Regions from separate parts of the Homo sapiens genome. Here region 1 is linked to region 2. A link is a contact called in ENCODE Hi-C or POLR2A ChIA-PET data. All regions are on one chromosome and are shown on one strand. The core of a region is the stretch at or near the end of the contact, and the rest is flanking DNA. Distances in the headings are between cores, read along the strand shown. Region 1 holds the start of TRPM7 (transient receptor potential cation channel subfamily M member 7). Region 2 holds the start of SECISBP2L (SECIS binding protein 2 like).

Region 1 (7,520 bases), core at 3,407-5,906, 1.6 Mb after region 2:
GCAAGCCTGGGCAAAAGAGCAAAACTCAGTCTCAAAAAAAAAAAAAAAAAAGGACTGTGACCTGGCAAAAATATGTCAAGAGTCAAGTCTTGACTTATCAACTTCAAAAAACTGCTTACCTCCACACACCAAAATTCCTTTAACAGGGTTCTAAAACCCCTACGTGGACAGAAAACTAAATACACAGTCCCAGAAAAACAGGTTAAAAAAATCCAGAGCATGAGGTCAAGAGATCGAGACCAGCCTGGCCAACATGGTGAAACCCCATCTCTACTAAAAATATAAAAATTAGATGGGCGTTGTGGTGTGTGCCTGTAATCCCAGCTACTAGAGGCTGAGGCAGGAGAATCACTTGAATCCAGGAGGCGGAGGTTGCAGTGAGCCAAGATCGCACCATTGCACTCCAGCCTGGGCGACAAGAGGGAAACTCCATCTCAAAAAAAAAAAAAAAATTCCAGAGCAATTTCCTAAATCCAAAATTAACTGTACCAAAAAGTCAACAAAATCTCTAAAAGAACTAACAATTTAAATTAGAACTAATCATATTTGTATAAAGTACAAGAGGTCCAATTCTCCAAGTCAAACACTGTATTCACATTCAACTAATCTAATAATTGCAAAGCATCATCTAAAAGTGACACCCATCTTAAGTTCTTTTTACTGATTCACATAAATGACTCAGTTAAAATCCCCATAGTCAAGTAATGCTTATGTCCTAAACTAACCTCAACCACTGAATTTTGCTTCCCGGTACCAAACTTTTTTTTTTTTTTTGAGACAGGGTCTGGTTCTGTTACCCAGGCTGGAGTGCAGTGGCATGATCTCAGCTCACTGCAACCTCAAGCCATCCTCCCACCTCAGCCTCCCAAGTAGCTGGGACCACAGGTGCGCATCACCATGCCCAGCTAATGTTTTTTTATTTTTTTTGGTAGAGACTGGGTTTCGCCATCTTTCCCAGGCTAGTCTTGTACTCCTGGGCTCAAGGGATCCACCCGCCTCAGTCTCTCAAAGTGCTAGGATTACAAGCATGAGCCACTGCACCCTGACCCAGGTACCAAACTTAAAGCATTTGACATTTAACAGGCAGTCACTTAAAAAAAAAAAACTGCAATTTACTTATATGTTGAAAGATTTCCCAAAAAGAAAGGAGAAAAGGAAACCCAGAATGAAATAATAGATCAATGACAAAAACTAAATGACTACTACAAAAACTACTACATGAATAACATATGGGGAACTTCACAACTGAGAGATCAGGCATCAGACAACACGAATCCACTGGTCAATCTTAACATTTAAAAAAAAAAAAAGAAGCCAGGGTCAGTGGCTCACGCCTGTAATCCCAACACTTTGGGAGGCCGAGGCGGGTGGATCACCTGGGGTCAGGAGTTTGAGACCAGCCTGGCCAACATGGCAAACCCTGTCTCTACTAAAAATACAAAAATTAGCCGGGTGTGGTGGTGGACGCCTGTAATCCCAGCTTCGGGAGGCTGGGGCAGCAGAATCGCTTGAACCAGGAGGCAGAGGCTGCAGCAAGCCAGGCACTCCAGCCTGGGTGACAAGAGCAAGACTCTGTTCCAAAAAAAACAAAATAAAACAACAACAACAAAAAAAACAAGTGCAAGACTCCTTCTCAAAAAACAAAGACAGTATGTGCCTCTTAATGTAATGCAACAGAAAGTACATAGTACTATCTATGAGTATTGTCAAAGTATGAAACTAGAATCTGATCAAGTCTTTTTTTTTTGAGAAAGACTCTCACCCAGGCTGGAGTGAATGGCGCAATCTTGGCTCACTGCAACCTCCGCCTCCAAGTTCAACGGAGTCTCCTGCCTCAGCCTCACGAGTAGCTGGGATTACAGGTGCCCATCACGACGCCCTGCTAATTTTTAGTAGAGACGGGGTTTCACCATGTTGGCCAGGCTAGTTTTGAACTCCTGACCTCAAGTGATCCGGGATCAGCCTGTCGCCGCCTCCCAAAGTATGGGGATTACTGCGCCCCACCTGATTAAGTCGTTTTTTTTTTTTCTGAGACAGAGTCTCACTCTGTCACCCAGGCTGTAGTGCAGTGGCAGGATCTCCGCTTACTGCAACCTCCACCTCCCAGGTTCAAGCGATTCTCCTGCCTTAGCCTCCTGAGTAGCTAGGATTACCACGCCCGATTACTGATCAAGTCTTTAGATTAACTACTAACTAGTTCACAGGAAATAAAGAGTAGAAGCTGGGCAAAGTGGGGCATGCCTGTAATCCCAACACTTTGGGAGGTGAGACAGCCAGATCACTGGACATCAGGAGTTCAAGACCACCCTGGCCAATATGACGAAACCCCATCTCCACTAAAAATACAAAAATTAGCCGGGTGTGGTGGCTCGCACCTGGAGTCCCAGCTACTCGGGAGGCTGAGGCAGGAGAATCACTTGAACCCAGGAGGCGGAGGCTGCAGTCAGCCGAGATCGCTACACTGCACTCAGCCTGGGCAACAGAGCGAGACTCGGTCTCAAACAAAAAGAAAAAAGAAAAAAAAATACAGAGGAGAAAGAAACATGTTACATGACACTACAGGGATGCATTCAACAAAATCCAAACTGATGGAAATTCTACAAGGCAAATGATGGGTTTCTTTCAACAAATAAATGGTAAAAGACACCCCCACACCCCAAGAGAGAAGGTACTAGAGACTGAAAGAGTTACCGACCAAATGCTATGTGCAGAATTCTTTGTAACCTGATTCTAACAAATCAACTGACTAAAACATGAGACAATCAGGGAAATATGCTGAATATTTAATGATACTAAGCAATTATTAATTTTTAGGCATGATAATAATATTGTGGTTATGTTAAAAAGTCCTTGTCTTTTTAGACATAAACACAATAAAGTATCCATAAATGACATTTGTCTGGGATTTGCTTTAAAATTATCCCATTGAGGAATGATAGAAGAAATAAAATTCACATGGTTGAAGCTGTTGAAACTGGCCAATGGGTATATGGTAGTTCATTCTACAATGTATCTTTGCAAGTTTGAAATCTCCCATGTTGGCCTGGCGCGGTGGCTCACGCCTGTAATCCCAGGACTTTGGGGGGCTGAGGCGGGCGGATCACCTGAGGTCAGGAATTAAGAGACGAGCCTGCCAAACATGGTGAAACCCCGTCTCTACTAAAAATGCAAAAATTAGCCGGGCATGGTGGCTACAGTCCCAGCTACTCGGGAGCCTGAGGCAGGAGAATCGCCTGAATCCCGGAGGCGGATGTTGCAGTGAGCGGAGATCGCGCCACTTCACTCCAGCCTGGGCGACAGAGTGAGACCCTGTCTCAAAACAAACAAACAAAAAAGAATAAGGTGGAAAATAGTGAAAGACACATTATTTATTCAAAGTATTACTACATTTGTGTTATAAGTAAAACTCTTATTTTAGTTTTGTATGGCACTTGAATTAGCGTCCAGTGAAAAGCAAACTTGCCAGACTCCAGCAGAGGGAGAGTTGTTTGCATAAAGCCTATCAAATTCAAGTACTGACCAAAAATACCTACTTTGCTCTTCATGTCCCTGATGTAAATGACTTTCTTAAGAAATCTTCAAAATTGGTTCCTGATATCCAAAAATAAAAAGCTCTATCGGAAGCTGCAATGCACCGCCTCCCTCTCTCCATTCCGCACCTTTCGGTTTAAAACACGATCAACTGTTCTCTGGGGCAAGGGATGCGGTAGTTCGACTTAAATCCTGACTGACAGTACATTGTCTTGGTCCCCACAGAAGCCTCCCCCCACCCACCAAAATCCTTAATTCTTGCTAAAGAAAAAAGATCTACCATCAATATTGTCAAATCCCTCCCTTTTGGTTCCAAAAAGGAAATGTACCTGTAGAGTATCCGCTGCACAGCAAACAAGGCACTGCTCCAAACCCGTGTCCTCTACCCCCTTTTTGCACCCTTCTAGCCCTCCCTCCCTTTTTTCCATGTAAAACTTGAGCAGAGCATTTGGTTCCCTTATCTGCCAGCAACTGGCGCCAGGAGGACCGTGCTCCCAGGAGATGCGGAGCTTGTAGGCTGAGCCCTGCGTCGGGCGCGCTGAGGCCGCTCAGCTGAGCCCAGCCAGGTAGTCCCGGGCTCGCGCCTCTGCCGCCTGGAGAGGCCCTCGCTGGGAGCCGAGTCTCGGCTCAGGGGATTCCCGCGAAGAGGTGTCGCCTCTAACTTGCTACCTGCTCCCGCCCCTCACCCCAGAACGAACTGCACACCCGTCCCGAGAGGACAAATCCGGAAGCCTCAAGGCAATTCGAGGGTCCTTCGCCGCATGGAACGCGGCTCCCCACACACTTGCCTGCCAAGTCTCTCCTTTACCGCCCGCAACCCCAGAACCATTCCCCGCCCGGGCCTGCGTGGGTCCAGTACCATTCTCCTCACGGGGCGGACTCCGGAAGGGCAGCAACTCCACCTCCTCCTCCTCCGCGGCCTGTAGCCATCTATCGGGAAGCGTCTCCGGAGGCGGCAGCAGAGGCCGCCGGACAAGGAACGCCCAGGGAAACCTTCTCAGAACTAACTCAGCTCCGGCGCTAGCAGCAGAAGCCGAGTCTTTCATAATTGTGCGACCAACTCCTCCGGGTGACTGGCCACAGGGACGCGCCCGCGCCCGCCTCCGCCGGCGACGGGGCTGGGGACGGACCACGTGAGCGGCGCGGCGCGGCGCGTGCGTCGCCGCCCGCGGGTCGGGTCACGTGAAGGGCGCGCGCTCCCTCGATTCCAGGCCGCCTCCCTGCGCGCCGCGCGCACGCGCTGGGCAGGTTCGCGCCGCCACGCCGACCGCCTCTGGGTTCCCAGAAAGTGGTGGGGTGTTCACGCCGTATCTCCGTTGGGTACCTAGGCGGGACTTAGACAAACTTCAGCCTCAGCTACGAGAGTGGAACTTGGGGAATCGGAGGTTGAGGGTTAAGGTTCAAGGCTTGCGGATCCAGTCTGGAGTTGCTGTGTGGGCTCATTCCGCTAACTAGGCCTGGCCTGTGCCGACTCGCTCCAGCAAACTCGAGTGTCGCAACACACTCTGTGTGCTTCAGAGCGAGTAGAGGCTTTAAATGTTACTCTCTCCTCGTCCAAAATGCAGAATCATCTTTTTACCCCAATCATGTTCTTTCTCTAGCCTCTCCTGTTGCTGCCGGTAAATATTCTTCTTTGTTTAACTATGGGACTGTCTTTTTCCCTCCAGAGATACTCACCCACATACACGCATACACCACACCTTCTGCACCAAAAACTGGGTTGTTCCCTTGATGTAATATGTACCTATCCACCTTTCCATTTATTTTGCTGTCACACATGCCAAGGTTTGGCTATTAGCAATGGTTTACTAAATGTTATTCCTTATCTACTGGGAAGACCACAATCAGTTTAATTTTCTTAAAACTGCTTTAACATCTTTCTGCTCCTGAAGTCTTCGAGAGTTCCTCAATCTGACCCTCAGGGATCTGACTGTCTTATCTCTTTTTTAAAAACGACTTTATTTTAAAATAATTGACATGACAAACTGCACGTATTTAAATGTCCAATTTGATAAGTTTTGACATACCTGTGCACCCATGAAATCACCATAATCAAATGAACGTATTCACCTCTAAGTTTCCTCCCCCCCCTTCATAATCCCTTCATCTCGTCCCTCTCCATCACGTCCCTTATCAACTACAGATCTACTTTCAGTACAGATAAGTTTGCACATGCTAAAGTTTTATATACGGGAATCATACAGCACGCACCTTTTTTTTCCGTCTAACTTCTTTCATTCAGCATAATTATTGCCTCTCAAACATTATGACCCACAATTCACTGAAGTAGGATCTTCTCTCAGAAAAAAAACTAATCCACCCACTGGTTCCCCCAGCTTGTGAACAATCTTCAGGTATTGTGTATTTCTTCCCCATCTGGCAGGTCCAGCAGAACCAAGACTTAAAAATGTTTTAATATATGTGTCACACTAAATTGTCAGCCTTGGGGAAGGCATCTTGACTAATTTATGCATGCAGTCAATAAATGTTTATCTTCTGGATTTCAGTTGGGCCTACACATTTCCTGCCTGTAGGGAGTTTATAATCTAGAAGGTAGAGGCAGACAAACTGGAAAATCAAAATAAAATGAGATTAGAGTGCTTTGTTTCGTTAGAACTTTGTAACTCTGGTCTTTTTGTACTCACGAATGCTTCGCTCCTTAGTTGGATGGTGTAGAAATGAAACAAGATGAGCTCCTTGGCACTTGCCAGAACTCTTTGGTAAATTGGAAAATTTAGAGTTAGAAATGGGGAACAGGATTGGGTGGGCGCGGTGGCTCATGCTTGTAATCCCAGCACTTTGGGAGGCCGAGGCGGGTGGATCACCTGAGGTCAGGAGTTCTAGACCAGCCTGGCCAACACGGTGAAACCCCGTCTCTACTAAAAATACAAAAATTAGCTGGGCATGGTGGCAGGCGCCTGTAATCACAGCTACTCGGGGGGCCGAGGCAGAAGAATCGCTTGAACCCAGGAGGCAGAGGTTGCAGTGAGCCGAGATCGCGCCATCTCACTCCAGCCTGGGGGACAAGAGCAGGACTTCGTCTCAAAAAAAAAAAAAAAAAAAGAAAAAGAAAAGAAATGGGGAACAGGATTTATCCTTAATTGAACTAATCAAAATAAATTCCTTAATTTTCAAGTGATCAACCAGCCTTGAAATTCACAGATGCTGACTTTCAATCAGCAATCAATTCTGGAGAATGAATTTATTCATTCAAAAAATATGTATTGAGTCAGGCACAGTGGCCCATGTCTGTATTCCCAGCTACTCCAGAGGTTGAGGCAGAAGGCTCATGTGAGCCCAGTTCTGGGCTGTAGTGTGCTATGCGGATTGGGTGGCTGTGCTAAGTTCAGCATCAACGTAGTGACTTCCTGGGAGCAAGGGACCACCAGATTGCCTAAGGAGGGGTGAATCAACCCAGGACAGAAATTGAGCAGGTCAGAATTCCTGCTGATCAGTAGTTGGATAGTGCCTGTGTATAGCCACCGCACTCAAGCCTGGACTACGTAGCAAGACCACGTCTCTTAAAAAAATATCACGCCAGTAATCCCAGCACTTTGGGAGGCCGAGGCGGGCAGATCACAAGGTCAGGAGATCGAGACCATCCTGGCTAATACTGTGAAACCCCGTCTCTACTAAAAATACAAAAAATTAGCCGGGCGCAGTGGCGGGCGCCTGTAGTCCCAGCTACTCGGGAGGCTGAGGCAGCAGAATGGCGTGAACCCGGGAGGCGGAGCTTGCAGTGAGCTGAGATAGCGCCACTGCAGTCCGGCCTGGGCGAAAGAGCAAGACTCCGTCTCAAAAATAAATAAATAAATAATAAATCTTGAAATATATATATTTATATTCAGTGTCTAAGAATATGTCAGGAGCAGTTATAGTCAGTGTTCGGTGATGACAAGATTGATAAATTCAGTGCTTCAGAACATGTTTGTTAAATGTTCTTACACCTTTTTTCCAGAAGGGTTTTGTTTCCATTTTGGTCAATGGCA
Region 2 (7,694 bases), core at 4,008-6,507:
ACAACCATCTACATAGCAAAACTATCTTCATCTTTCAGAAATTATTTCAGAATTTTCCAAATTAATGAAAAAAATCATAGTCCCAGAATCATCTTTGTAAAAATATTTAAGCAGTTTCATGTTCACTTTTTATTTTGTGTACATTAAGGCAAATGTCTATAAACAAAATGCCTTTGATGTAAATAATCTAGAAAGCTCAAGACTCTGTCAGAGTATGAAACAAAAATGTTATTTAAAAGAGTTTATTAGACAAATGTATTCAGATCATTGAGAGCCTATATAATTCAACAAACGTGCATTTAGCATACATTCCGGAAAGAGCACTGTGCTGGACTGGGTTAGGGAAAATGGGCAAACATTACCACAAAGCACACGTCGGCAGAGAATGTACACTAAATTCCTCAGACATGGAACCTCCAGATGAATGCAAATAATTTTCCCAGATTAAGCAATAAAAAACTGACACCCACTTAAAATCAAAACTGAAGTTGGAACATAACGAGACACTCTCCCACAGTGAAACTCCAGAGTATGTACCACACACCCACAGAAAAAATATGACCATGGAAACCCTCCATATTCTTTCTATGTTAAGGTAAAAATAGAATATCTCAAACTTTAAGATATTTTACATCTCATGGCAAAAGATAAAATAAATGTCCTCTGAAGGGAAAAATGATTAATGCTTAAGAGATAACTACTAGCTGTGCTGTTTTTTTGATTAAAATGCCGAAACAAAACACAGTACTTACACGTGTAAGTTTCACAGACTCCAGACAATAATGAGGAAGACAAATCAAAGTATTTAACTTAGATTCTGCCCATACTGGGCAGAATGCTTTGCTACCCATACTTTTCCTTTTTAAAAAACAGACCAAATCTAATGTTTTTTAAATCTGATGGTTACTTTTTTAAAAAACCAGCTTTCTAGATTTAATATTAGTTTCTGAATTATCCACTACTTTGTTTTTAACTTATTATTTTCTCTTTTGATTTGATGGAGTTTCCCCTCTAACTTCTTGCCTTGGATGCTTAATTTTCATTCTCCTTGTAAACTGTTTAACAATGAAGGCATTTATGACTATGCATTTGCCTCAGAGTATAGCTTCAGCCACATTCCATAGGTTTTTTGTTTGTTTGTTTGTTTGTTTTAGAGATGGGGTCCCACTATGTTGTCCAGGCTGGAGTACAGTGGCTATTCACAGGTGTGATCTCACTACTGATCAGCACCAGAGTTTCTACATGCTTCATTTCTGACCTGGGCCAGTTCACCCTTCCTTAGGCAACCTGGAGTTTCCCCACTCCAGGGAGGTTATCATATTGATGCTGAACTTAGTGCAGATACCTGATCCACATAGCACACTACAGTCCAGAACACCGAGGTAGGGTCAAGCGATGCCCCTGCCTTAGCCTCCTTAGCAGCTGGGACTACAGGTGTACACCACCATGCTGGGCCCCATAGGTTTTTCATATGTGGTATTTTATTATTAACACATTTTTAATAACCTATCATACTACTTTTTATTCTTTTTTGACCTAAGAGCTTGAAAATGTCTTTTTGGCCAGGTGCAGTGGCTCAGCCTGTAATCCCAGCACTTTGGGAGGCCGACGTGGGTGGATCACCTGAGGTCAGAAGTTCGAGACCAGCCTGGACAACATGGTGAAACCCCATCTCTACTAAAAATACAAAAATTAGCTGGGTGTGGTGGTGCACACCTGTAATCCCAGCTTCAGGAGGCTGAGGCAGGAGAACTGCTTGAACTGGGAAGGCGAGGTTGTAGTGAGCTGAGACAGTACCATTGCACTCCAGCCTGGGTGACAGAGTGAGACTCCGTCTCAAAAAGAAAAAACAGAAAATGTCTTTTTAAATTTCCAAATGCTATTTTCCCTAAATGTATATATTAATACTTTTTTATTATGAACATATTATTTTTTAAATCTGATAAGACAGCTCATTTACTTATATCCTTACGTAAGGGCCAACTATACGTATTACTGAATAATAAACATTTAAAATAACTTATTTAGAATACATTTCATTTGGAGTACTGACATTACTTAAAGTTTATAAATTATTTAAAGGAAACAATGAAAAGCTAGACAATTTTCTATCCTGATTGGTAAAACGCATGTTGCATGAAATCATACGTATTCATTAGTTTTTCCAAAAATTAAAGACATTAATAACTAGTAATCTTATAAATTCTTTTAAAAGAACTAATGTTAATGTACTAAAAATTAAGCCAACATTTAAATTATTTGTGATAACAGAAAAGAGACTGTTAACCTCAAGTGTTCTGTCACTTCTAAGCCCATTGTTTACTTTAAAAAATCTCAATAAATTTCCTAAAAATAGAACCAGTAAGCCTTTATAAACAAAATGAACTCCATGATTTATCCTTCACATCTCAAAATGCAAGTTTTTTTTTTTTTTTCAGGGGAAAAAATGCATTATATACCAAGCAACACATATTCTTAGAATATTTAACTCTGGCAGTTAAAATTAAGCTAGCTATTTTGATTAAATACAGAGAATACTCTATAAAAAGTGCTGAAAGAGGATACTCCTAAGATTTTCTTCTAGTTATAACATTCTTTCAAATAATCATTATTGCAATTAAGATTATCCATCTAGCACTGTATTCCCAGTAAGTTACTTTTTACAATCTTGATCAGCACACATACAATTTACCTTTTCTATAAAAAGATTTTATATATTAAAAAAAGGTAATTCACAAGAACAAGAACATGAATGCCTTCAGGCAAAAAAAAAGCGTTTTTTTTTTAAAGTTACACTTGTAAAGTACACAAGGATTTAATTAGGTTAAGATAAAATGCAGAAAGTCTATATTAAGTACTACTTTTTAAAAACCAAACTTCTATGAATTGCTAACTACCACAATACTATAATGAGTAAGTTTTAATGCTGTAGGCATCTAGAGAAATTCTGAGTATGTCAACACTGGTCTAAAGGGAAAAAAACATTCTGTGAGGAAAAATGGAAATTGACACATATTACATATACTTTTCAATGACGTCAATCTACCTAAATTCACTTCAATAGTAGAAATACAAAAGTATAATCCAAATATCCTGGAAAAGCCATTACATGACTCTATGGCATAAAGAATCAAGAATTCCACAAAATTGAGAAATCTCAGTTCCCAATCTACTATTAAGTTAATGGTTCTTAGCCGTCCTTTGAGAATACGATGAAAATAATGGATTCTTGCCCTAGAAAAAGGCATATAAAGAAGCATACTCCTTCTAGGTCATTCATGGACCCCTGAATTAACTGCCTATCGCATAAATGAGGTGAAGACATCACTTTTCTATATATATTTTCTGAGTGTATAGGGAAGTGGAGGATTTTCAAATTATTCTTTCATTTAGGGTTAGGCTGGGGAAGAGGCAAGAAGTACTGGAAGAAAAAAAAGTCAACAGAAAACCTTCTTCCATGTTTTTTTCCTAGTTCTTAAATTTCTACAAGGTTTTAATAGGTCGTGGACTTTGGAAAGATGTGGAAAGGGGAAAAGGCTCTCTAGTTTAAATAATTTGCTCACAGCACTTGCTGCTAGGATAATCACAAACAGCTATGCTAAAAATTACCATCTAAATAGTTAATTATATTTCCTCTAGGATGAAAGGAACTCTAAGTATACATAAGGTAGCATTACTGGTTTTAGTCCTGGCATCCTAGTGAAGGAACAAAATGTTGAACCCTTTCATTAGTAACACACATACAAGGAAATGATTCAAGGAAAATTCGTATTCATTTGTCAGGCTTTGAAATCTCAGGTATTTATGATAGATACCTTCAAAAATGTTTTTAAATTAAACTAGATACAGGCTGTATACAGAATACTTCTGGGTCACATAAATGCCTAAGTGTATTTGCCAAGAGACTCTGTATCAATTTCTCTTTGGTAATTCCATGTATTGTTTTATAAAACTCATTTGTGTCTTCAGAGTTACATTCACATAAAGCTTTTTTTTAAAAAAAAAAGTCTTCTGTAAAAACAAGTATACACAACTAGGAAGCTGTGCTTTGCCTGCTAAGAGTCCGATTTCAAAATACAAACCGGCTTCAACTACATATAGACACATACAGGAATTTGGGAAATCTTATCTCATTAATTCAGGTGCTAATTATCCAACTGTAAAATTAATAGGCAGAAATTACTAGCCTCTCTTCTTCCGTCATCTAGTCATCAATGGGCAAGGCCTTCGAAGAAGGGAATAGAGAGTGAATAAACTTGGACTTCAAATTAAGTCGTTTCGCAGAGATCTTAAGAGTGGAAAATACTGGGGGGGAAACTATTGTTTTCGATTACTTTTAACACTGTTATCATCCCTGCCTGCTACCACCTACTAGCATGCATAATCAGGAATTTGATGCAAATAAAAATAAAACAGAACACTAATAGGACTACTTTGCGAATATGAAAACGGGTTCGAAAATAAGCTTATGCTTTACACCCTTAAAATAGAGCTAGCTTTAAAAAAAAACCCACTAATTACAATTCTTTGCAAAATAACTGGATAAAAGGACAAGGGGAAATCGTAGTATCGTTTCTTAAAAGAAACACCTCCGTAAAACCACTGCAAAAACAATGCTTCGCTCCATTGAACACAGACCTAAAAGGCCCGTGACTTCCCTTCATCTGTAGTTACCACACATTCTCTTACAGTCTTTCTGGGTGAGAAGCCTTCAAACGCCTTTCCACCTTGAAAACACATTCCAGAGCTGAAGGGAATGGGGGAAGCGGGGAGACTACTAGAAGTTATAAGCCCTCCTCCCAGGAGAGCAGGGACAACTTGGAGCCTTCTGACCCCTTCACCAAGCAGGGGAGAAGCGGCAACGGCGAGCCCTCCGCCTGGGAAGTAATCAGGGTTGGAAAAGCCCCCAAGTCCCAGGCAGCAGCTGGAACAATGAAGGAGAGCTGGGAGCTGCCAGGCTCCCAGGTGAGGGGGTCTGCGGCCGCAGGACCGGCCCCCGGTCCCCACGTTCGGAGAACTGGGCCTGGCCTGTGAGGAAGCGGCGACCCCAACCCCCGGCTCGGCGGGCCCAGCCCAAACCCGCGTACCTGCTCCGTGGGGGCTCGGTCCATGGTGCCTGCAGCCGCAACGGGCCCGCGCTAGTCGGTGTAAACAGCGCCTCGGGCCGCTTTCTCCATGGCCCCCCGCTCGGGTCCAGACTGGGTTCCGGACCTCCGCCCCTATCTGGCTGGCCGCGACACCGATTCGGCTACGCCACTGGCCGAGGAGGCGGCTCCAGCTCCGGGAGATGGAGGAGGCGGTGGCAGCTTCGGGGAGGGATCATCTGGGACGGAAGCCGAGGAGGGCCCGAATGGGCTGGAGGCGTAGTTAGAAATGGAGGCGCACGGAAGGAAAAGGAGTGGGGAGGAGGCAGAGAGGGGCAGTGGGCGGAGTGACAGCAAATGGCCTCAGCAAGGGTAGGAGGAACCCGGCCTGGCCTGGAGGCTAAGGCCAGGTGGAGGCGCCCAGGAGCAGGTGCCCCGAACCACACGCCACCCCTGCGACTGTTAAACGAGAAGTGTCAGACCACTTGGGACCCAGGTCTCCCGGGACTTCAAAGACCTCTTCAGGATCTGAAACCACCTCTTAGTGATGTTGGAAAAGCTTTCATCTGCCCACCGTACATCTGCTCCTTCCTTATGTTACGCAAATAAAGGGAGTCATGACTATAAAGGAATGAGAATATTCTGAAAATAATGGAGTCTTGCCCTAGAAAAATGCATATGTAAAACGCATACACAGAATGACTGGAAGAGGCCCGCTAGGAAGCTCCCCACAAATATTTATTGAGAGTTAATTCATTATCCAGGTTCATGCCCACTTCTAGGCTCACATCCAGGCTGACCTCGCCCATCTCAGAAATCCTAATTTTATGCAGGATCTGTATAACACCACCCAACGGGTAATTATTTTATCTTCAGATCCTTAGCTCCTTAAGGGCAGAGACTGTCTTGAAACTGGGCACTACCGTTAGCATGGCAAATTTCTTCTGGGCATCTCCTCAGACACACCCTCCAACACCCACACCCTCTGTGAAGATTCAACCAACTGCGGATAGAAATATTTTGAGGAAAAAAGAAATATCAAGTACAACAATAAAATACAAGTAATACAGTTTAACAACTGCTTATACAGCATTTACATTGTATTAGGTATTATAAGTAATCTAGAGATGATTTAAAGTATATCGGAGGATATGCATGGATTGTATGCAAATACTACACCATTTTATATAAGGATCTTTAGCACTCATGGATTTTGGTATCAGCAGGGATCCTGGAGCCAATATCCCCCCTGGGATACTTAGGGACAACTGTATAAGCTAAATTACACTTAAGTGAAGGTAGAGTTGAGGTGGCTGCTGTTTGGGGCACTGGTGTGGAGATCCACAGCTAGGAATGGGAAAGAGATTTTAAGAAATTTGCTTTGTCATGCTTCAGGAGATATCAGTAAAGACTAATTGCCTTTTCAGTTAGTCTAGGTTATTAGTCTGGTTATTAGACTCCAATATGAGGCTTGTTATGTGAAGGCCCCTTGCTGTACTTATGTTGATACAGGTTGGGTATCTCTAATGGAAACTATGAAATTCCAAACCCTCTTGAATCCCAAATGTTCCAAAATTAGAAACTTTCTGAGCACAGACATGACATTTAAGGATAATGTTCGCTGGAACATTTCAGATTTTGGACTTCCAGTTTAGAGATGCTCAACCAGTAAGTATAATGCAAATCTTCCAAAATCCAAAATCTGAAACACTTATGGTTTCAAGTATGTCAAAATAAGGGACATTCAACCTGTATTATATATTGGCCTGCTGAAAGGAGCTATATTGTGTCAGCAAGACTTATATCAAGGCTGGCAATAGAAACATCTTGAAAGGAGAAACATTTATATTTACACATTTATATTTACATTTAAATATATTTATTTAATTTTAGTAAATTTTCTGCCACCTCAAATTTAATATCAATGCATGTGTATTTGAACTGCAAATTTATGTAACATTTGTAAATATATGTGCAATTAACGTAATGTTAGGTCCCTGGTGCCTATCACACACCTAGCTGGGATTCAGTGAATGCTGAATGAATTTAGGGTTGGTTGCTCAGAAAAACTAAGTTATTTATAAGGAGTAGTTATGTAAACTAACAGATGACCGTCCTCCTTCACAATTGAAAGACAAAATAACTGAATTTTCAGATTGTCTTCCTACTGGTGGTCTATAGCCATAATATACCCTCATCTGAGTAAAAAGATAATAGCAATGCACTCATAAAAATACTATAGTACTTTTGCTTTTCTTCCTTCTTCTGAGGAATGATCTGAGGAAATTTAAATATAGGATTCCCAAGGATCTTTCCACATTATAGGATTTTTATGACTGTAAAATTGTTTTCATTGAGAATCTATGTACAAGACATTCATTAAAATTATAAGAACAGAATCATAAGAATTATGAGAACAGAAATGTCACAATGCCCTTCTCATTTAATGTAATCTTTAAAAAGATGGCAATAGCTAGTAGATAAAAAATTAAAATCTGTGAAAAAAAGTAAGACATATTAAAAATACTACACTTTACAGATGATATAAATGAATGCAAATTATTTTATTCACCAATAAATATTTAATGTGCAAGGTACTATGCTAAATAC

What was found. A loop is a pair of places that touch in the nucleus more often than their neighbours do. ChIA-PET counts read pairs that join two places held with the same protein, here RNA polymerase II (POLR2A). Pooled maps may share reads with other maps.
Region 1: a map of CD8-positive, alpha-beta T cell shows a loop between it and region 2 (32-fold over the local background). The contact joins the promoter of TRPM7 here to the promoter of SECISBP2L in region 2. A Hi-C loop is called at or near these places in 4 of 168 maps with a recorded cell type or tissue (B cell, CD4-positive, alpha-beta T cell and CD8-positive, alpha-beta T cell) and 7 of 50 pooled maps. POLR2A ChIA-PET finds 5 or more read pairs at or near these places in 1 of 52 experiments (HepG2).

The regions. Positions count from the first base shown.
Region 1 is chr15:50,682,141-50,689,660 of GRCh38, forward strand. It overlaps TRPM7 (transient receptor potential cation channel subfamily M member 7), which reads right to left and starts at 4,657. Exons shown (of 39, transcript NM_017672.6): 1 at 4,391-4,657. The coding sequence starts at 4,393. LOC128092252 reads right to left here and starts at 4,577. Exons shown (of 4, transcript NM_001414947.1): 1 at 4,391-4,577. The coding sequence starts at 4,577. It also overlaps the pseudogene RN7SL354P. RefSeq lists enhancers at 3,745-4,609, 4,139-4,558, 4,869-5,048 and a silencer at 4,609-4,778.
Region 2 is chr15:49,041,189-49,048,882 of GRCh38, forward strand. SECISBP2L (SECIS binding protein 2 like) reads right to left here and starts at 5,258. Exons shown (of 18, transcript NM_001193489.2): 1 at 5,088-5,258. The coding sequence starts at 5,111. It also overlaps the pseudogene RN7SL577P. RefSeq lists enhancers at 4,715-4,854, 5,145-5,494, 5,595-5,724.